Linked DNA regions of Homo sapiens: region 1 is linked to region 2. Evidence: chromatin loops called from intact Hi-C (ENCODE). Cell type or tissue: psoas muscle. All regions are shown on one strand. Each heading gives the region's core, and the rest is flanking DNA. Links, peaks and the distances in the headings are about the cores only.

What was found. A loop is a pair of places that touch in the nucleus more often than their neighbours do. Peaks named below come from ENCODE experiments on the same cell type or tissue, not always from the same donor. Only the 100,000 strongest peaks of a DNase experiment are listed, where the experiment ranks them.
Region 1: it touches region 2 in a loop (3.0-fold over the local background); 1 of 110 quality-filtered maps calls a loop at or near these places.

What each region holds. Positions count from the first base shown.
Region 1 is chr16:66,032,615-66,043,160 of GRCh38, reverse strand. No RefSeq gene overlaps it. Among named protein-coding and RNA genes, the nearest start is that of CDH5, 330 kb to the left of the region's middle. In psoas muscle, for the core only: no CTCF peak of the experiment used is centred there; DNase peaks (open chromatin) are centred at 6,100 and 6,851; H3K27ac peaks cover 2,685 bases.
Region 2 is chr16:66,308,873-66,319,418 of GRCh38, reverse strand. No RefSeq gene overlaps it. Among named protein-coding and RNA genes, the nearest start is that of CDH5, 53 kb to the left of the region's middle. In psoas muscle, for the core only: a CTCF peak has its summit at 3,997 (motif pointing right); no DNase peak of the experiment used is centred there.

The DNA of each region.
Region 1 (10,546 bases), core at 3,035-8,034, 280 kb after region 2:
GGTCATTGCTGCTACCATGGTGACCAGGGGCACAGCATGATCTCTCTAGTCTAGTTCTTGCTTTGCAGAGTGTGGTCCCAGACCACCTGCACTGGATCCTGTGGATGGTTAGATGGGCAGATTCCCAGTCTTCCAGAGACCTAATGAATCAGAACCTGTGGATATGGGGTCTAGACTGTTTAACCCCTTACCTTCATGCCCTTGAAGCTGATTCTGACCCTAACTGGGAGCCCTTGACCCTTGGTCCATGACCACCAGTCCCCCAGATCTACAAAATGAAATCTTCTAGCACCCCAGGATTCCTCTCTTTCCCAAGGGAGTCGTCTCCTTGGATTGAGGTCCTTCTGTTCTGCTCCCCAGTAAGCCTCTCTCCTCCCTGCCCTCTTTCTTTCCTGTTATCCTCTATTTCTTTGTGTCTTTTTCTCTATCTCATTTTAATTGATTCCAAAGTGTTAAGGCATTTAGTAAGTATGAATTTGTGTTTTGTGGAAATCAATCTCTTTCTGCAAGCTTGCTTCCCCCTTCTTTCAAGTCAGCTAAATGTTGCTTCCCCAAAATTAAATGGCTCCGGGCGGAACCAGCCTTGAGTTGGTTACCTAATGCTGTAGCGGCTCCAAGGCTGCTGATCGGACTTGACCTAATTTGACCCAAAAATGCTGTCCCACTCATGAGCGTAGTCCTCACTGCAGAAAATACAGGTGTGCTTTTAATCTGTCATTCGGAGGACAGAAGGCAGGGAGGAGAGGGAGGTTTGGGGGTGATGGGGCCATTTTGCTCAAATGAAAAAGGAGAGAAGCATCAGGACTTGGAGTGGAGATGTACTGGCAGGGGTGGTGGGGAAGGGGTTGTTACTGGCCTCTAAGGAAGACCCAAAGGAAAGTACAAAAATTCCTTTCTCAATTACTATTTAAAACTCATTGTCCTCCCTGTGGGCCAGGAAATCTGGTGCCCTGCATTGTGAGGAGTCAGGAGGTGTGAAAACAGACGGGTTTCTCCGTATGACTATGTGACTCCAAACCTGTTTCCTCATCAGCAGAACAATGAATATCATGTCAGGCACTCAATGACGCCTTTGTTATTATTAAAGCTCTGCTGGACAGGTATTAACCTGCTCATTTATCAGTGCAGAAGTGCCCACTGGGTGCACCTTGGTGGCTTATCCAAGATCACACATCTGCCTCCACAGGAAGTGGCAGGGCAGGATCTGGATTCACTGCTGACTCCCCATCCACCAGGCCATCGTGTGCAATGTGGCTGGCAGAGGCCTGGGAGGTAGGGGGGGTCCTGGCTGGGCTGGATCTGTCACTCTGATTTCTCAGGGTGGTCATGGCTTATTCTTCAGCTCTTGCTCATTCATTCTTTGGTTTGAGAAAGTGAGACATATTCAGACAACCTGGGGGACCCCTCTCAGACCTGTCACTCATGCCTGTAGCTGCTGTGCTGAGAACAGAGCTTGAGCAATGAGCATTGGAGATCACACAAGTCCTATCAAAGCCTGAGATGAAGGTGCTCATGACAGCCATGTCTTGGGTGGAACTAGTTCCCCCCTCTGTGCCATCTTCCACCTTGGTTCCTTCAAATGTCAAGTGGGAGAGAATAATACCACCCCTCACTCCCGCAGGGCATTGTGATGAAGAATGAATGTGTTAATGGATGTGAGTAGATGTAGCACATTCCTTGGCACCTAGTAAGTGTTCAAAATGTTTGTTTAAAAATATCTGTACCTATAGAAACAAATAATGCAATACAAATCTGTTAAAACATCTGTTAAAATATCCATGAGAGCTGCATGTTGGTTGATGAATGCAGGCAGGATAGGTTTTAAACCCTCTGCCTGCCCAGGGCAAGCGTTCAGCTCTGCAGCTTGGGGAACAGGACGTGACTCCACATCATAAGGATACCTATCTTAGTTAAAAGATATACAGAGGGTGATTAGGGGATGCACTGATTACATGCACATGAAAAAGTTCAGCCTCTGTCGGTTAGATCACCAATTCTTCCTCCTGGTTTCTTATCAACCCAGGGTGTCTCCAATTATCTCAAGAAGGGTCAGGAACCACTCAAGATGTTATTAATTTTAATCCACTCTAATTAAATATATAAATGGGCCATGTACTACTTTGTGGAAGGAGAAGAGAAGGGGGAATAATATCTTAAAATCAAATATGTAATTCTTCAGTACCACCAGCCAACTTCTCAAGGGCTGAGGCTGTTTCTTCTTTCCCTTCTCTTTCTCCTCCCCTTTCTCTCATTTGGTGCCTTGCTGGGTGCTCTGATTGATATAGCCAAAGGTTGATTATATTAGGAGAGCCAGCAGCATGATAGGAAAAGTGAGGCCCAGGTTGTGGTGGTGTGTGCATGCAGAGACCCAGAGGCCTGGGCTCTTCTCCTAATTTTGCTTCTCACTGCTGTGAAATCTTGGTCCAGTCTGCTTTGAATGAGTCTTTGAGGAGGCTCTGTCCTTCCTGCCTCATAGGTCATGGTGAGCTTCAGGACCATAATGTATGGTCCAGTGCATGGTAACCAGGATGTCTATGCATTCATGCATTCCTTCACTGCATGTAACTAGCACTTTCTTGTGCCATGCATGGGGCCGCCTGGAGGGGAACAAAGATAAGCCAAAATTGATGAGGTCCCTGCTCTTGTGCTGCTCATAGTGGAAGGGGTTGAATTGGGATCCTAATAGTGCATGAAGAATGTTGCCCAGGGGAGAGAGCTGCTCTTGCCTTTGCATCAGGCTATTGCTGGGCCTCCAGAGGCTACTTCCAGGGCCAGGAGGGAATGGTCCCTGTTCACAATGAGGACTAATGGGGGAGGAAAGGATCCTGGCCCCCAGGCTTCCATCTTTTCCTTCAGCAGTTCCCAAGGGTTTTACGTTCAGGCTCTCTTCCTCTGAAGCTCCATATAGGTTGGGTTAGAGGAGGCAGAGGAAAACCACAGCTCTGCCTGCACTGGTGGGGTGGGGAGGTGTGAAGGGGTAGACAGAACTTGTGAACTGACACCACTTGCAGTAGGAAGAGGGAATCCCATCACATAGAGAGGGCCAGGTTGCTGGAGAGATGCTTTGTCCTCCAAACTGCGACGTTTCCATATGTACCTCAGGCCTCCCTGCGTGCTGCCTGAGTGTCCCCACCATGAGGTCTGGGGTGAGCCAGTGGGATTCTTGGCGGGAGGAGGGAAGATGAGTTTCTCACTCAGGAATTTAAGAGACTAAGCCACTGGGTAAGCAGAGCCCAGAGTCTTGTGGGAAGTGGAGTCCATGGCTACTGAGGGGAGGTTGAGCAGGTGACCCAGATGGAGGGCCCTGAAGCAGGCCTGGCTTCATTGCTTTTGTTCTTAAATGCCCTGTGCCTCTGACCTTGGGATGTTGCATGTGCCACTCCCCTGCCTGCTGTGTGAATTTCTCTCTTCCCTTGCATTCTCTCTGCATCCTGGTTCACCTTTCAGATCTCATCGTCGATTTCCTTTCCTCCAGGAAGCCCCCTGATCTCCTTGGATGGGGGAGGGACTATCCCAGTGGGTCCTTCATTTCGTGGCTATCAACCCCCTGAATCATAATGAGTGTTTTCACATCTGTGGCCACATTAGCCTGTGTGCTGCATCTCCCCTGGCTCTGAGCACAGGGCATGGTACCTAGGAGGTGCTCAAGACGTGTTTCTGGAATGAATGATGGGCTGAGGTTGTGTATATGAAGCCATGACAAGGGAGTTAGGGAGACCAGGGCCATGGCAGCAGGAAGCAGACATCCCTCCTTGCCATCGGGGCTCTGGAATTAGGCACTACTGGCCTGGGTCATAGATGCTCTTGATGGTCCTTCTTTTCTCTGGAGCCCAGGCTACTCCCTCCTGGGGCTGAAGCTGCAGCTACATTCAAATTCTTTAAATGTCTTGGGTGATTTTTCAAACATTTTACCTCCAACGTGCTTTGCATACTGCCACACATTTTAAAACCCACATATAATTTAAGGAACATTTAATCAATAGAGTCTTGATTCATTTTTTCCCTTAAATCATCAGTATTATTGTTGTGAAGAGCCCATTTGAAGTTCAGGAAGGCTCTTAAGCATTTTTAATAACCATTTTCTTCCCCTGTGTGCTATTTTTTTTTAAACTGTATTTTTGATACTTTTTCAATGGTTGAACAAGCTCAAAATGCCAGGTTCCCGATTGCTTGAATTGTGTCCAACATGCAGTTCTGTAAGGAAAACGGACTCTTCCTGAATACTTTCAAAAAATTTTTTTTAACAGAAGTAGTTTTTGCTGGTGTTGTTTGAGTTATCTGAGAAGGGCTCTTGGCTCCCACTTGTGACTGGAGGAACTACTGCTGGGGCAAGGTAGACAGGTCTCAAGAACACTGCACCTTTTCACATCTTTGAAGCTCCAAACACACACACGGCAGCAACTATCTTCGTTTCCTTGGGTCTGATGCAATTCTCTGTCCCTGTGGTGGTTAGCTTATTTCATCTTACATTCATTGAGTGCTTAGTATATACTAGATTCCTTGCTAAAGTGTTCCAGTGCACCATCTCCTGAAGTTCTTATCCCATTTTACAGACAAGGAAACTGAGGCAGAGGACTCGTGTATAAGTTTCCTGTGGCTGCTGTGACAAATGACTTATTGGTTTAAAACAACAGAAATTGATTCATTTACAATTCTGGAGACCAGAAGTATAAAATCAAGGTATTGGTGGGGCTGTACTCCTTCTGGAGGTTCTAGGGGAGAATCTGTTCCTTGCCTCTTCAAGCTTCTGGTGGCTCCAGGCACTCATTGGCTTGTGGCCACATCAAATTCTCTAACCTCTGCCTGTGCAGTCGCATTGCTTCCTCCTTGTCCTGTGTGCTGCCTTCTCTTCTCTGTGTCTGTCTCATATGAAAACACTTGTCATTGGATTTAAGTCCTTTCCTTCAATGTCCTTAACTTAAGGACATCTTTTGCCCCATATGTGATGGTTAATATCGAGTGTCAACTTGATTGGATTAAAGGATGCAAAGTTTTGTTCCTGGGTGTGCCTGTGGGGATGTAGCCAAAGGAGATAAACATTTGAGTCAGTGGACTGGGAAAGGCAGACCCACCCTCAATCTGGGTGGGCAGTCTAATCAACTGACAGTGTGGCCAGAATAAAAAGTAGGCAGAAGAATGTGGAAAAACTAGAATGGCTAAGTTTTCTGGGCTCCATCTTTCTACCAAGCTGGATGCTTACTACCCTCAAACATCAAGACTCCAAGTTCTTCAGCTTTGGGACTCTTGGACCTTTGGCCACAGACTGAAGGCTGTACTGTCAGTTTCCCTACTTTTGAGATTTTGGGACTTGGACTGGCTTCCTAGCTCCTCAGCTTGCAGATGGCCTGTTGTGGGACCTCACTTTGTGATTGTGTGAGTCAATACTCCTTAATAAACTCCCCTTTATATATATATATGTATCTCCTATTTGTTTTGTTCCTCTAGAGAACCCTGACTAATACACCATACAAGGTAATACTCACAGGTTCAGGGAATTAGGATAAGAACATATCTTTTTGGGGCTCTGCATTCAACCCACTAAAGCTTGAAAGGAGTAAAATCAGGACTTAACCCAGTCAGTTTGTCTGTAGGTCTGGGGCTCCCTGCTCCACAGCTCAGGTGCTAGGACTATGGTGATGCCAGCTGCTGACAGATGCCAGGCTCAGACAGCTTGGTTGGGATTTTAACTGGTCTGTTCCCCCAGAGTGTACTCATAGCTTTTCTGCCTTTCCCCCCCCTCCCTCTCCTATCTTGGCAAAAATACCTGGGTCTAACTCCATCACAGAAACTCCAGAGTTTACTTGGCTGGTGTTCTAAATTGTGGACAATTGTCTGTATTGCAGACAGTTATGTGTCTGCTGCTGGGGATGTGGGGTTATGTGTATATCTGATTGAAACACCTCCAAGTGCCATATTTTTGGTCGAGAAAGATTAAATATCAGCAATTTTATATGGTTCAATCTCATATTTACTTAAAATATGTTGCCCATCAGCATTCCTCCTGTGTCCTCCAAGGGCCAAGAAAATGTTCCGGTTTCCTGCATGTGCCTTTGGCTTCAGCACATGGCTAATCTGACCCATGTCTGTTGCTTAGTTATTCCAGCACATCTTTGGCAAATGTGGTGCTCCGTCATGCCCCAGATCCCATCTTAATTTCAACTGTCTCCAAAGAAGCCACAAAGTAGTCAGCCCATCTTGAAGTCATCAGCTTCCATCAAGGGTTCAGGAACATCTGTTTGAAACCAACATGTTATTTTCCTTCCTGGCAAATCAGTAGCAGGATTGCATACTCTGCCCACGAACACAAAGTACTTACGGGTAGTGTCAGGTTGGGTCCAAGTCTAAAAATACTCTCCTTCAGCATCTCGTTTTTTTCTGTAAAGTGACTTGGCTCACAACTGGAACTTTGCCACTCTCTAAACATTTATACATTTAATGCATCCTGAAATATTAACCTATAGTATGCACGAGCAACAGTGTGAATGCTTCCTTTCCTGGCAAGGACTGTGTTATTGGAAATCATTTATTGAGATTTACATTCTAATAGAGATGAAGGGCTGTTTGCATTGTTAAGATTCCCAAAAGCCAAACTGGAAATTCTGGGGTTGGGGTTCCATAGAGATTTGGAGTCACTAGAAACCCCCTCCCAGGGACGGAGCTGTCAATCAACCCATAAAATTTATCGCATGCATACCATGCATGTGTGCCTAGAAAATTACAGTCATACCTCACCAAGGCTGTGTGACCTTGGACAATTTCCTTTCTGTATCCTAGCTTCCTGTTTACAGGATGGGGTGACATCAATGACACATACTTCGCAGGGTTGCTGGAAGGGCTCATGGACTTGGTCCAGAGCCAAACCTACTGCCGTGTAATTCTAATTTTAGAAGCGCATTTTGTAGGTAGTGAGCTCTCAAATGCTGAAAGTGTTTTGGCAGAGATTGAGAGATCGATAGGCAGGAGCCTCGCTGAGGGGATTCTACTACTAGAAGAGAGAAGGGGATTTGCCCACCTAGCCAGGAGAGCTAGAATTAAGTGCTACCTTGGACTGGGAAGAAAGACAATATACCTACACTGAAAGGTGAAAGGCAAGAGAAATGATCAGAGACTTTGGTCTCTGGTGGCCAGCACAAAGTCGACCACTCAGTAAGTGATTAATCATTGTATATTTGCTTAATAATAAATATTTACCGATTATCTGCCATGGTGCCAGCCCAGTACAGGGTGCTAGGAACACATAGATGTCTGTGCCTAAACATCTGACCTAAAGAAATTATGTCTCAAAATGTCTAATCCCATCATGAGAAGGACTTGTGGGAAAACAGTGCAGAGAAGAGAGTGAGCAAGCTGACGTGTCAAAGGCCCGCAGTGTACCAAGCATGGTACTTTGAAAACTATGAGATACAGTTGTCCCCATTTTACAGGTGCAGAAATTGAGTCTCAAGGAGGCTGTGATTTAGTCAGTGTCACTGTAGCAGTCAAGATGAGCTAGGTTATGCTATAGTAACAAATAACCCCAGAATCTTAGTGGCCGAAAGCAAAGACTTATTTCTTGATCATTCGATGTACCCATTGCAGGACAGCTATGCGTTTTTCTTCTCATTTTCCTTATTTAGGAACCCAGGATGATGGAGCAGACACAATCTGAAACTTTGCTGTTTGCCATGCCAAATGGAAAAAAAAATGCATTGGTCCTTAAAGTTTTCATTTCTTAGGTCAAAGCAAGTCTCATGGCCACACTCAGCTCCCAGGAGGTGGGAAGATCATTCTTACCACATGCCTGAGAGGACAGCGCTGGGATGTTGGCCAAAAGCCCTATTGATTACTGGTCTCTCAGCCAGTGGCAGAGACAGAATTTAAACTCAGGTCAGGCTCTCAAGTCCAAACTGTTTTCAGTAGACCGTGTGGCCTGGGAGGTGGCAGAAGGCCTGTGGACCTTGAGTCTGCTGGCTTCTGCAATGGGAAATGGTCCCACCTTGATGGCAGTGACACTGTGGTCTGGGACCAGCCCCCTCCACTGTTCCAGCTCTCAGCATCCTTAGTCCTAGGTAACATCGCTACTCTTCGTGAGAGATTTGCCCATCGCTGCTGTAAGTGGCTAGGCCTGATAAAGGCTTCAGGCAGTCTCCTTCTCTGGGCTCCAGGAATAGGGACAGATCCCTGTGGCACATGCAGACTGGATGGTAGTAAAAGCCTCGTCATCAAGATGGAGTAAATAAGCTGGCCATGATATGAGGAAAACAAGGGGGCGAGAGGGCTGTAAAAGAACCCAGCAGGCAAAAAGAAATCCAGTCCTTGAAAGTGGCTGTATCAATTGGCTGTGGTTGCCATAACAAGATACCCCCACAGAGTGGCTTAAACAACAGATATTTATTTTCTCCGAGTTTTAGAGGCTGGAAGTCCAAATTCAAGTTGCTAGCAGGGTTGGTTTCTGGTGAGGTCTCCCTTCTTGGCTTGTTGATAGCCACCTTCTCACTGTGTTCTCATGTGGCCTTTCTTCTGTGTACGTGGAGAGACAGAGCACGCTGATGTCCCTTCCTCTTCTCATAGGGACTCCAGTCCTATGGGATAGGGCCCCATCCTTATGATCGCATTAAACTATAATTGTCTCCTTAAAGACCCTATCTTCAAAAGCAGTCTTTTTGGGGATGAGGGCTTCAGGGGACACAGTTCAGTCCATGACAGCAAATTAAAAATTCCATATTTGAGAGATGGTGGATGGAGGAGGCAGGAAAAGTGGGCTTGAGTCCCCAGTTCTGGAAGTTATGACCTCTGTGTCATCTGCTTCACCTCCATGGCTCAGTTCCTCCATCCACAGAATGAAGAAGGCTGAGTTCCGTGCACAGCATCAGGCATGTAGAGAACATACAGTTGTTTCCCCCTCCCTTCTAAGCCTCAGTTTCTCACTTGTCCAGTGGACATGGCCATTCTCACTTCACAGAACTGCTCCAACAACCAGAAGAGCGAGGTTTCCTGAACATTTAAAAAGCTAGAGTTGCCTCAGAGATGCTATCATCACTCTTCCCCTACCTCATGCCCAGCACAGAAGTTGGGACACAGTAGGAACAATAAATATGTGTTGAAGGAATGATGGAGCAATAAAGTTTTTTAGAGTTTTGCTCTGTTGCCCAGGCTGGAGTGCGATGGCATGATCTTGGCTCACTGCAATCTCTGCCTCCCAGGTTCAAGCGATTCTCCTGCCTCAGCCTCCCTAGTAGCTGGGATTACAGGTGCATACCATCACGCCTGGCTAATTTTTTGGATTTTTAGTAGAGATGGGGTTTTACCATGTTGGCCAGGCTGGTCTTGAACTCCTTACCTCAAGTGGTCTGCCTGCCTTGGCCTCCCTAAGTGCTGGGATTACAGGTGTGAGCCAACGTGCCTGGCCTAGAGCAATGAAGTTCTAACAAGAGAATGAATAGGGTGCTTGGTGCATTGGAGGCTCTCCACCCATGCTGAGCCAGAATAGGTTAGCCTTGACCACCAGGGACAAAGAATGATCAGGGAAAACAGCTGATGTGGGGCAGAAGACAGACAAGGAACACTGGGAACACATGCAGGATTCACATCTTGGCCCCCAACATTTCCTAGATGTGCCATTTAGGGCAGGGTTTTATCCTCCCTGTGCCTCAGAGTCTAAGCTTCTAAAGTGGGTATGCTGGCCCCTTCTTTGTGTGAAGATGAGGAGCATGGTCCCAAAAATTAAACACATGGGTGGAACTCAATACGCAGTGTCTGGTATGGGTGAGATACATATCAGCTCCTTGTGGCCACTGGGCATTCAGAGCAAATTCTTGTCCCTTTCAGTGCCTTTCCCTGGGGTGGAACTGTAGCCTGGTGGCCCCCTGATGATGGTGTAGCAGCTGTGCCCTCCTAAAATCAGCCATTCCACCTGAGCACCAACCTAAGCTCCTCCATCAATGACCTTTCCTTGTGCCTCCCCTCCTCTGCTAGGTCTTAAGCTGTGGATGATGTAGAATCACGGTGCTTTATCCTCAACAAGATTCCTGATGGGAGGGTGTTTACATTTGACCGATGGCTTAATATTTTGTCCTCAAGAGGAGGCAGTCTCCCTGAGGGGCTCTCTGGCTATGCATCATCGTAATGGCCCCTCTCTGAAGTACCTGGAAGTCATCGGGAGAAAAACAGTCCCTTCTAACCTTGACTTCTGTGTGTGCCATTGGTTTCTGACAAGCCCTCCTGATTTCTGCAGATGCGTTTCTCCAGGTCCTGTCTGAGGTTCCAGGGGCTCCCCCTGGCTCCGGTAAATGTCCTGGTGGCTGCTTAGTTATTCCACCGTCCTCTCTTTATTACTCTTCCTCCCTCATCATTATTCTTGCAGGACCATAGGCTGTGGGTGCATGAACTCCTTCTGGGCTGAGGCCCAGAGATGCTGCTGAATTGATGGATGTGCTTAATGGTGTTCACAGTCCAGATGGCTGGAGGCACCATCAGGATGCCCTCAGCCATCTGGGGGTCCTGGCTGGCCTTTTAGTTGTATTCAAACTAAGTTTTATTAAGCACCCACTGTTGGCTGTGGCTATCC
Region 2 (10,546 bases), core at 2,104-7,103:
AGCCTCAACCTCCTGGGCTCAAGTGATCCCTTGTGCTCAGCCTCCTGAGTAGCTGGGACTACAGGTATGTGCCACCATGCCTAACTACTTTTTGTAGAGACAGGGTCTCACCATATTGCCCAGGCTGGTCTCGAACTCCTGAGCTCAAGTGATCCTCCAGCCTCAGCCTCCCAAAGTGCTGAGATTACAGATGTAAATCTCACTGCGCCCAGCCTGTAAGCTCTGTTCTTCAATTTTGTATAAATGGTATTATATATTGGAATTATGTATATAACAATAAATACTGTTTCTTTCACTCTGAACAATGTTTTTGAGGTTCATCCATATTGTCGCATGTATCAGTAGTTCATTACTTTCATTGCTGATTAATTTTTCATTGCATAGATGGACAGCACACTTTGTTTCCCCTTCACTTACTGATGGACTCTTGGGTTGTTTGCCTTGTTGGGCTCTAATGAATAAGCTTCTCCAAACACTCATGTACAAGGCTCTGTGTGGGCAAATGTCTTCATTTCTCTTGGGTTGATAATTGGGGTGGAATTGTTGGGTTGCAGGTGGCTGTATGTTTAACTTTATAATTGCCAAACATTTTCTGAAGTGGTGCACCATTTTACACTCCCACTAGTAATACGGAGAGTTCTAATTGCTCCACATCCTTGCCAAGCTTTGGTGCTAGTCTTTTTTATTTTAGCCACTCTGGGGTATGAGTAGTAGTATCTCATTTTGCTTTTATTGTGCATTTCTGTGATGACTAATGATTTTGAGCTTATTTTTCACATAATTCTAGGTCATTCACATATTTTCTTTTGTGATGTGTCTGTTCCAATCTTTTTCCCACTGAAAATATTGGGTTGGTTGTCTTTTTATTATTGATTTGTAGGGGTTCTTTATATATTCTAGATATGAAAATTTTCTCCCCAGTCTGCGGATTGTTTATGGATTTTTCTTAAAGGTGTCAGTGCTGAGCAGAAGTTGACTGCTGCCCCCTGACTTTTGGTTATCGATGATTCCTGGGTGTATGAAATTGGAGACTGTAACTGGCCTGCACGATGCCAAGAATACAGCTGGACCTCAGAAGGGGCTCATGTTCTTTGTCCTTCCTTCTGCTGCCAAGGTCTCCCCAGATCACTGTCTCTAAGTGGAGTGGATGTCCTCTCCTCTCCATCCGTCCACCCACCCACGTGTCACTCATCCTTGAGCATCCAGCTTATCATGGGCCTCTGGCACCACACTCCTTAGAATGCCCACCTCATGGAAACAATTCAAATGGGCAGCTCTCTGTTGCCACCTCCAGTGCCACTGACTTCATCCAGACCCTCCCCACATCTTCCCTTCTTGGACCACTGCAACGCCCTCTTCCTGCTCACTCAATCAACACAATTCTTTTAGTGTCAATCACTGTCCAGGCCAGATTAGGGTCCCAGAATATAGCACTTGCTCAAGCACTGCCCTGCTCTCCAGGAGCTCACAGACCAGGGGAAACGCATGTACACCAATGTTGAAAATACAGAGGTGAGAGCGAAGTACAGAGATGGATGCACTAGGTGTTGAGGAGAGCGGCCAGGAGAAGAGAACCCTTTTCTGTGCCTGGAGGTTAGTGGGGAGGGGACCCCACGGAAGCCTTCTCAGGGGAAAAACCCCTGAGCCAGAGTTTGCAAGCTGAATAGCTTTTTCCCAGCAGACAGCTTCATGGAAAGGAAGTGCATTGTAAAGAGAGGAAAGCCTGCGTGTAAATGTCTGGAGTGGTGACAGTGGACAATGTCGCAGGGAAGGGCACATTGACTGGCATGACTAGTGGGTGGAAGGGTGCAGGGCGGAGGTGAGCTTGGAGAGGCTGAGAAGGTGAGATCATAAGACACCTGCTACGTGAGGTCAGAAACTTGGGTTTTATCCTGAAAGCAAGAGGAGCTTTTGGAGGACTTGAGGATGGGGAGGGCAAGGTATTAAGTGCTCAGAACCCACCTGTGGCAGTTGTTAAGAGGGTGGATGAGGGTGGGTTTCTTTAGGATGAGGCCTATGGGGTGCTTTTCCAGTAGTAGCTGGTCCAGTCCTTACCCAAGGCAGGCAGAGGGTACGGCAAAGAGGTTCTGTCTGCATCTCCTCCCTCACCCAGGGCAGCTGCTGAGAGATCACCGGCCATGAGTAAGAACACAGTCATAGTCACGATCACAATCACCATCTGCACGGGGCAAACTGGTGAGCTTCATGGAGAGAGACATTGTGCCCTTCGGATGGCAACAAGTGGGACCCATGTCTGATGGGAACAGATGTGGTTGTGCATTGGCTGTGGTGAGCGGCTTTGGGATGAACCAGGGGCAAGGCTGGTGAGGTTGGAGGTAGAAGAGTGGACACTGCCTGTTTGGCACCTGGGAGTCGTGTGTGGTCACATAGACATGGGTTTGCTTCTGCCTCTGCAACTTCGCTCTTTGAATAAATTCCTTAATGTCTCCATGCCACAGTCTCCTCGTCTCTCACATAGGGTTCCTAAAAGCCTCTGTCACTGGAGTTTTGGGGGGCTTAAATGCCACAATGCATGTAAAGAAAGCGCTTGGCATGCAATCATGCCCCATGTATTCAGGATTCTGGGCCGTCTACCGAATCACCTCTAAAGCTTCTTATTGCTACTGCTGGCCTGGCCCTGCCTCTGGAAGCAGCCCAGCTGTTGGGCCCCCAGTTAGTGTAAGGCACAGATGTGGGAGCTGTTTTCCGAAAACCCATCACCAGTGCCTGGGCGCCTCCTCCCTCAATCTGCAGCAGCAGCAGCAGCAGCAGCAGGGTCCTGAGAAGGGCCTTGGCGAGGGTTATTTGTGCCTCTTCAGCAAAGGCCTTCCTGCTGCTGCTCTAGTTCAATGAAGATCACCCTCTGGCAGGTTTTCTGGGCCGTGCACAGGCAGTTAAGGAGCTGAAACTCCAAAGGCAATTTCTCCTCAAGGAGCTGTTTTGTGGGTGGTTCACTCTGCACCACTGCCATGGAGATGTTCCCTGCCCCAAGTCTGGCACAATTCACTGAGCCCAGGGCTCACTGGGCTGCCTGGGAGCTCCTCAACCAGGAAGGAGTGGGCCTGGCTCGGACAGAGAGGATGGGGCAAGGTCCTGACTATATTTCCTGCCCAGCCTGCAGGGAGTTGGGGGAAATTCAAGGGAGGCTCAGGCCCTTGAATAGCAGTACCAAAATTGCCCTCAAAAACAGTTTCTAGGTCGGGCGTGGTGGCTTATGTCTGTAATCCCAGCATTTTGGGAGGCCAAGGTGGGTGGACCACGAGGTCAAGAGATCGAGACCATCCTGGCGAACATAGTGAAACCCCGTCTCTACTAAAAATAGAAAAATTAGCTGGGCATGGTGGAGTGTGCCTGTAATCCCAGCTACTGGGGAGGCTGAGGCAGAAGAATGGCTTGAACCTGGGAGGCAGAGGTTGCAGTGAGCTGAAATTGCGCCACTGCACTCCAGCCTGGAGACACAGTGAGACTGTCTCAAAAAACAAAACAAAACAAAACAAAACAAACACTGTTTCTAAAAACCAGACAACTTTCCCTCTTACCTCCATGGCAAAAGGAGATGGCAAACGCTGCTAAATGCCTTAATAAGTGGCTGCTATTGGTTCAATGATGGCTATTAAAAACTATCAATTGTTTAGATACAGGAATATGGAGAAAAATCTTGTAAGAAGCACTTTTAAAGCCCACTTTGTGTCAATAGTAGTGTTGTTAATTTCCAACTTCCAGATCATATCGAAAGCATTGGTTATGAAAGTTCTTTGGGGGAAAAGGTCATTCATAAACATTCAGATTCTGAGTTAATGAATTTTCCATGGGTGTCTGCACAGACCCTCCCTCTGTCACTGACTGCCGTGGGCTGTCTCAGGCTGGGGACTGGTCCAGGAGCAGTGCCCGGAGGTCCTGGCTGGCTGGACTTGACCTTTCTCCTTCTCTGGCCAGAGGCCTCTCTTCCTGCTTTCAAGAAATGACTCCATACTGGCTGGGTGCTACTGCCTCTGATGGCCACTAGGGGGAACCAAGGTTCTCGGCAAAGGCTTCTCTCCCACAGCGTGAAACCCAAGGGGATTGTTCTGCATCAATGACTTTTCCCTCCCAGATTCTGAAAGAGGTGCTGAAACGGGAACCCAGTGGCTGGCTACTGGCCTGGTAGAGGTGGATAGTATTGAAGAAGCCCAATCTAGTTCTTAAAGCACAGTTATTATTTTTTTCTTTTTTTGAGACGGGGCTCTCACTTTGTCACTCTGGCTGGAGTGCAGTGGTGAAATCATAGCTTGTTGCAGCCTTAAACTCTTGGGCTCAAGCGATACTCCCACCTCAGCCTCCTGAGGAGCTGGGACTATAGGCACGCACCACCATGCCCAGATAATTTTTTAATATTTTTGTGGAGATGAGGGTCTCACCATGTTGCCCAGGCTGGTTTCAAACTCCTTTGTTCAAGCAATCCTCCAGCCTCAGCGTCCCAAAGTGGTGGGATTACAGGGGTGAACCACTTTATCTGGCCACAGTCAGAAGACACACAACCGACTTTAGTGTTATTATTATTTTTCTAAATTTGAGACAGAGTCTCACTCTATTGCCCAGTCTGGAGTGAAGTGGTGCAACCTTGGCTCACTGCAACCTCCGCCTCCTGGGTTCAAGCGATTCTCATGCTTCAGCCTTCCAAGTAGCTGGGATTATAGGCATGCGCCACCACACCCAGCTAGTTGTTGTATTTTTGGTAGAGACACGGTTTCGCCATGTTGGCCAGGCTGGTCTTAAACTCCTGGCCTCATGTGATCCGCCCACCTTGGCTTCCCAAAGTGCTGGGATTACAGTTGTGAGCCACTGTGCCCGGCCCACAACTATCTTTAAAATGACCGTTTCCAGGAAACCTTCTAGAGGGGTTCCCATGCCCACCTGTGACCCCTGCCCCAGGTCCTGGTCATTGTCTCTCCAGCAAGAAGGCAGCCGAGGGCTATATTCTGTGGCATCCTCCTCTTCTTCCTGTTCTTTACCCTGCTCTTAACACTTCTCACACCTTCATTTTATTAAACAACTCTGATCTGCAGGGAGCTGTACACTCAGTGCTGTGGGCATGGCACTGGGGGAACTGGAGGCTGATGGGGGAGAAAGAAGTACAAGAAATGACTCCTGCATTCAAGTGCTTTTCACCCAGTTTGGAGATGTAGGAATTTGATTCAAGTCATTGAACATTTGCTGAGTGCCCATTTGAGAAACAGTGGAATATTGGGAAAGAAAACAGATTTGGCAACTGACTTTCAACCTCAGCTTCATCTGGAGGGCCAGTGTGACGCTGTGTTACTGAAACCTGCTGGCTCTCTATTTCCTCATTTGCAAAATGGGGCCAGGCATCCCTAAGTGATCCACAGCCCTGTATCAACAGTCACCAGGGGATGGAAGAGAGAGGCTTTCTTTTCTTTTCTTTTTTATTCAGAGACAGGATCTTTCTCTGTCACCTAGGCTGGAGTACGGTGGCACAATCACGGCTCACTGCAGCCTGGAACTTCTTGGCTCAAGCGATCCTCCCATCTCAGCCTCCTGAGTAGCTGGGACTCCAGGCGAAAGCCACCATGCCTGGCTTATTTTTTAATTTTTTGTAGAGATGGGGTCTCATCATGTTGCCCAGACTGGTCTTGAACTCCTGGCTTCAAGTGATCCTCCTGCCTTGGGAGAGAGGCTTTCTTAACCTCTAGGTAAGCGTCACCTCCTTTGTGAACCTCTCCAATCCCTTTCCCTGCAAGTTAAGCAACAATTTCCTTGTCTGTCTTCCAGACCTTTGTTGTAGCCCAGTTAGAGCTGTCTGGGGTGCACTGCCATTATTTGTCATTGAACTGAGAACTCCATCAGAGCAGGGATGGTGGAGATGCCTGATTCCTGCCTAACTGGCTCACAGCCTGGCACTTTTTCAGGGAATATCAGCAGATGCTGGGATGAAGGGAGAGGTAGAAACAGCTTCCTTCTTTCCCGTGTGGGCCCCTTTGCAGACGGTGGTGCCATTCAGATGTGTGGGGACTCAGGGTATGATATTCGGGTGTGTGCGTGGACACTGGTTGTGGTCTTGGGCCTTGGGGTCACTTTGAGGGAGAGCCTGACTATCGAGCACTTGGCCATAGGGCCTGGGCAGTAGACACATGGCGTTGAACCCTGGAATTCCAGGACAGGATGGAGAAACATTTTCCACTGGTGGCCAAATGGCACTGTAGGTGGATGAGTCCTGGGGGATGCTATTAGGAGTCTAGGCACGGTGCTTACAGTGCTGGGTCACAGGTGAGAAAGAGATCCCTCTGGCATCTCCATCAATCCTGTCTTTTTTTTTTTTTTTTTGAGATAGAGTTTTGCTCTTGTTGCCTAGTCTGGAGTGCAATGGCGTGATCTCGGTTCACTGCAGCCTCTGCCTCCCAGGTTCAAGCAATTCTCCTGCGTCAGCCTCCAGAGTAGCTGGGATTACAGGCGCTCACCACCACACCCGGCTAATTTTTTTTTTGTATTTTTAGTAGAGACGGGGTTTCCCCATGTTGGTCAGCCTGGTCCCAAACTCCTGGCTTCAGGTGATCCGCTTGCCTCAGCCTCCCACGGTTTTGGGATGACAGGTGTGAGCCACCGTGCCCAGCCAATCTGTGAAGGAGGGGTTCGGTGCCAGGGAACCCTCTGGCTCTTACTCCCTTTTGAATGCAGAGCAGAGTGAGCAGGACCAGGGCGCGCCTTTGGCAGGCGACAGTGTTCACTGGCAACTTGTGCTCCCTGTTTTCTTTCCGGCTTACTTTTGACAATAGATACTATTTTTACACATTCCATAGTGATACACTTGTCTCATTTAAATAAATGTATTTAAGTTAAAAAATAAAGGGAGTTTGGGCCAGGCGTGGGGGCTCACACCTGTAATCCCAGCACTTTGGGAGGCTGAGGCGGGCGGATCATGAGGTCAGGAGATTGAGACCATCCTGGCTAACACGGTGAAACCCCGTCTCTATTAAAAATACAAAAAAAAAAAAAAAATTAGCCGGGTGTGGTGATGGGCGCCTGTAGTCCCAGCTACTCAGGAGGCTGAGGCAGGAGAATGGCGTGAACCTGGGAGGCGGAGCTTGCGGTGAGTGGAGATTGCGCGACTGCACTCCAGCCTGGGTGACAGAGCGAGACTCCATCTCAAAAAAAAAAAAAAAAAAAAAAAAAAGGGAGTTTGTTTAAAGAAAAACATTAAGTAAACAACACCACAGGTCTACCATAAATACAGCAAAAATCCTGATGCTTGTACAAGGCGGGTTGAGAGCACAGGCTTGGGAGGTCCTGCTCTGACTCTTCCAGCGATATGACCTAGGGCTTCTCTGCACCTCAGTTTCCCCATCTGTAAACAGGGCTAATAATACCTTCTCAGGAGGGTTGTCATGTGGAGCAGAGGAGGTAATGAATGCAAAGTGTTTAGCACAGGGGCAGGCACACAATAGGTGCTTGAGGATTGTGCATTGTCAAAAGTGTTATTTTGCAGCAGGGATGGATGGGGCCTGTAGAATGCGAGATGCTGTCTTTACTCCACCCTGCAGAGACAGGGAGCATGGCTCCTGGGGATGGAGGGTGGGAGGAAGCAGGACCCCTGAGGAATGGTCAGGCTGGACCTGGGAACCCCGGGTACTTCCTGTAGGCCAAGGAAGGAGAGTCCATCCCACTCGCTAGGCCTGGGCAGGAAACCAGGGGCTCTGTGCAGGGTTTCTCCTTTGGGTTGCAGAGCTTTCCCACTGTGCTCTGCCACTCCAATTCCCCTTCTTTCAAGATTTAATTCAGTGTTTCAAATGTTCCTAATAAGGTCCTGGCAATGTTAGCTTTGGAGGTTCCTAGCCTGGAAGGCCACATTTTCTACTGAAGTTTGATATTAACACACCAGTGAGAACAGCTTCAGCTGATGAGAATTACAACTATTCTCCAACTCTCAGACAAGATGAGTGTGCTTGAAAAATATTAAAGAGCTTTTCCCTCCCTCCTTCCCTTCCTCCCTCCCTCCCTCCCTCCCTCCCTTCCTTCCTTCCTTCCTTTTTTCTTTCCTTCATTCCTTCCTTCCTGAATTTATTGAAGGTATACTGGGTACTAGTATTGTGGTCTTTGCTAAAACCAGGAGTTCCTTCTTCTCTGGCATAGGCCGAATTTCAGTTCTTTAAACACAAGTGAAAGGCAGAAATTGCAGGACCCCTGTCACTTGGATCAGTCAAAGAATTCTTCTCTTGTTCACTTGTTTCAAGTATTTACATATGATTCAGGTCACACACTCACACACGTCGCTTTGAGGCATCTGTCTGTGCAGATTAATCTTGTTGGCCTGTTTGCTTAGTTTTTCCATATTCAGGAGGGAGAAACCAAACACCCAGGGCACAGGTTTGGGCACATTTGCTGGGCCCTGTGACCCTGACAGGAGTTAGTGTACCCCTGCAGAGCCAGTCTTTTCCCCTTCCCATGGGCAGCCACCGACAGCCCATCCACCGCAGCCAGCAGATTCCTTACAGTTCTCCCCACTCCCCAGCGATTCTCCTCTCCAAGCCTCTGTGCAGGCTGCTCCCCTTTCCTGGAGTGCCATCTTTTGTCCTGTTCATTCTCTGAGACACTCCATGTCCTTCCTCCCCTATGAAGACTTCCTGAGACCTTCCAACCCTTCCCTGCCCTGAGATCCTACAGAATCCACAGTCCAGACCACACCACGCACCCAGTGGCCCTGTATCATCTGAGTTCCCACACAGTCTCGTTCCTGCCTCCCCAGTGTCGGGGCAGGCTCCTGGGGACCAGGCCTTAGGCTTAGAGCTGATATTTGTGGAGCTCCTCTTATGCATGAAGCTCAGCGCTTCCCATCCTTGAGCTCAAAACTACCCTGTGGAGGCAGATGCTGCATTGACCTCATTTCAGGCACAAGAAATAATGAGGCATCCTTATGGTCACGCAGTAGGAAGAAATAGAATAAAGATTTGAATACAGGTGGTCTGGCTCCAGAGCCCTGAAACACTCCTCTCTGTTTCCCCTGGCCCTTCCCTACAGCACAGGGCTAGGTTCATTGGGGAGCTGAAGAAGGAGGTGGTCCCCGGGAACCTAGGCCTGCCTGGGTGATGGATGGAGTGCAGAAAGGTGCCTGGTGGGCATTAAGCAAGATTAGCCATGCCTAGACTGGAGCTGCCGCTGCTGCATGATATTGGTGGGGTCTCTGTGCAAAGCCCCCTCTGATTTCCTGAACACTCACTTCTGTCCCTGGAATGCTGTCGCTCCAGTGCTTTTAATTCAAAGCATTTACTTATTTTGCATTGCTTTGCTCCCTAAAGGATTTGAGGCAACCTACAAGAAAACATTCAATAAACTCATAATAAAATATAAATAAGAACAACAAGGGAAGGTGCTGTTCACATCACGACACTCGTTTCTTGCATCTGATGGCCCTTCGTGGACCAGGCTATCCTCCCTTCTCCGATCCTCACATTCAGAAAGGTCTTGCCTGTCACACGTTTTAAGTAAAAACACACAGTGCTTTGCGACTTCTGGGGTTTAAATGTGAAGATGCAAGGCTTCTCTCAGGCTTCCATGTGCATATATGATCAGATTTGCTTCCCAATCAAAGTCGCTAATTTGAAAGGTACAGGTCACTGTCAGCTTGCTCTGGTCCTCTCATCTCCCCTTCTTGATCAGCCTTCTTATGCTGCCCTCTTGTCATAACCCGGTGCTTTCTAGCCATGATGAAAATGTTATAAAAGGGGCAATGTCTCAGCTCGCCCGGATGGAGCAGTGGCAGATGCTGTGAGAGTCAAGGGTGCCCGACTTCCTGGACTGCCGGGTCACAGGGGCGCCGGTCCACCCCAGGTTCCTGCAGATACTGCAGAACTGTCTGCTGCTTCAGTGCGCTTTCCTCGCCTCCAGGGAAGTATTATTATGGTGTTGAATCCGTGAGCCCAAGGTCCGGTGGAGCCAGAGAATGTGTTTGTGAGGAGGTTGAGTTGTGTTTGCTGGGAAGCCATGGGGCTTGGAGCCACGAGGGAAGCTGGCACGTGTGAGGTTGAAGGACAGCATGGTAGTGGCCCTGGGGATGCTTTTCCTCATTCTGCCTGGATCAGTTCATTAAATGACCAGCAGCCCTCTTTCAGGAGGCCATGTGACTAGTATATATGACTATGTCTATGTTGGAGCTCAAGATCACGCACCAGCAGGCTCCGGTTCTCAGACATAAGGAAACCATTTTGATAGCCATGTTCCCTGTCATTCCATGCAGAAGGTGGAAAACTGGGTTGGAAAATTCTAAGGGAGGAGTCTTGGAAAAGGTCGAGATCGAATCCCAGCTTTGCTCTTGGCTGGCTCTGTGGCCTTGGACAGGTAGCTGCCCCCTGAGCACCCAGAGCAGGACTCATGATACTTGCCAGGCAGAGATATTTGAGGATGACCAGAGAGGAGGTTTGCAAAAGGCCTGGTGCCAGTAGGAGCCTTGCAATTGTTGGTTCCATTTCTTCTTGCTTGGAAGATGGGGGTCTTCTTTTTGTCTGTTTGTACTGCTGTAACAAAATACCTTCAGCAGTAATTTATAAGCAGCAGAAAT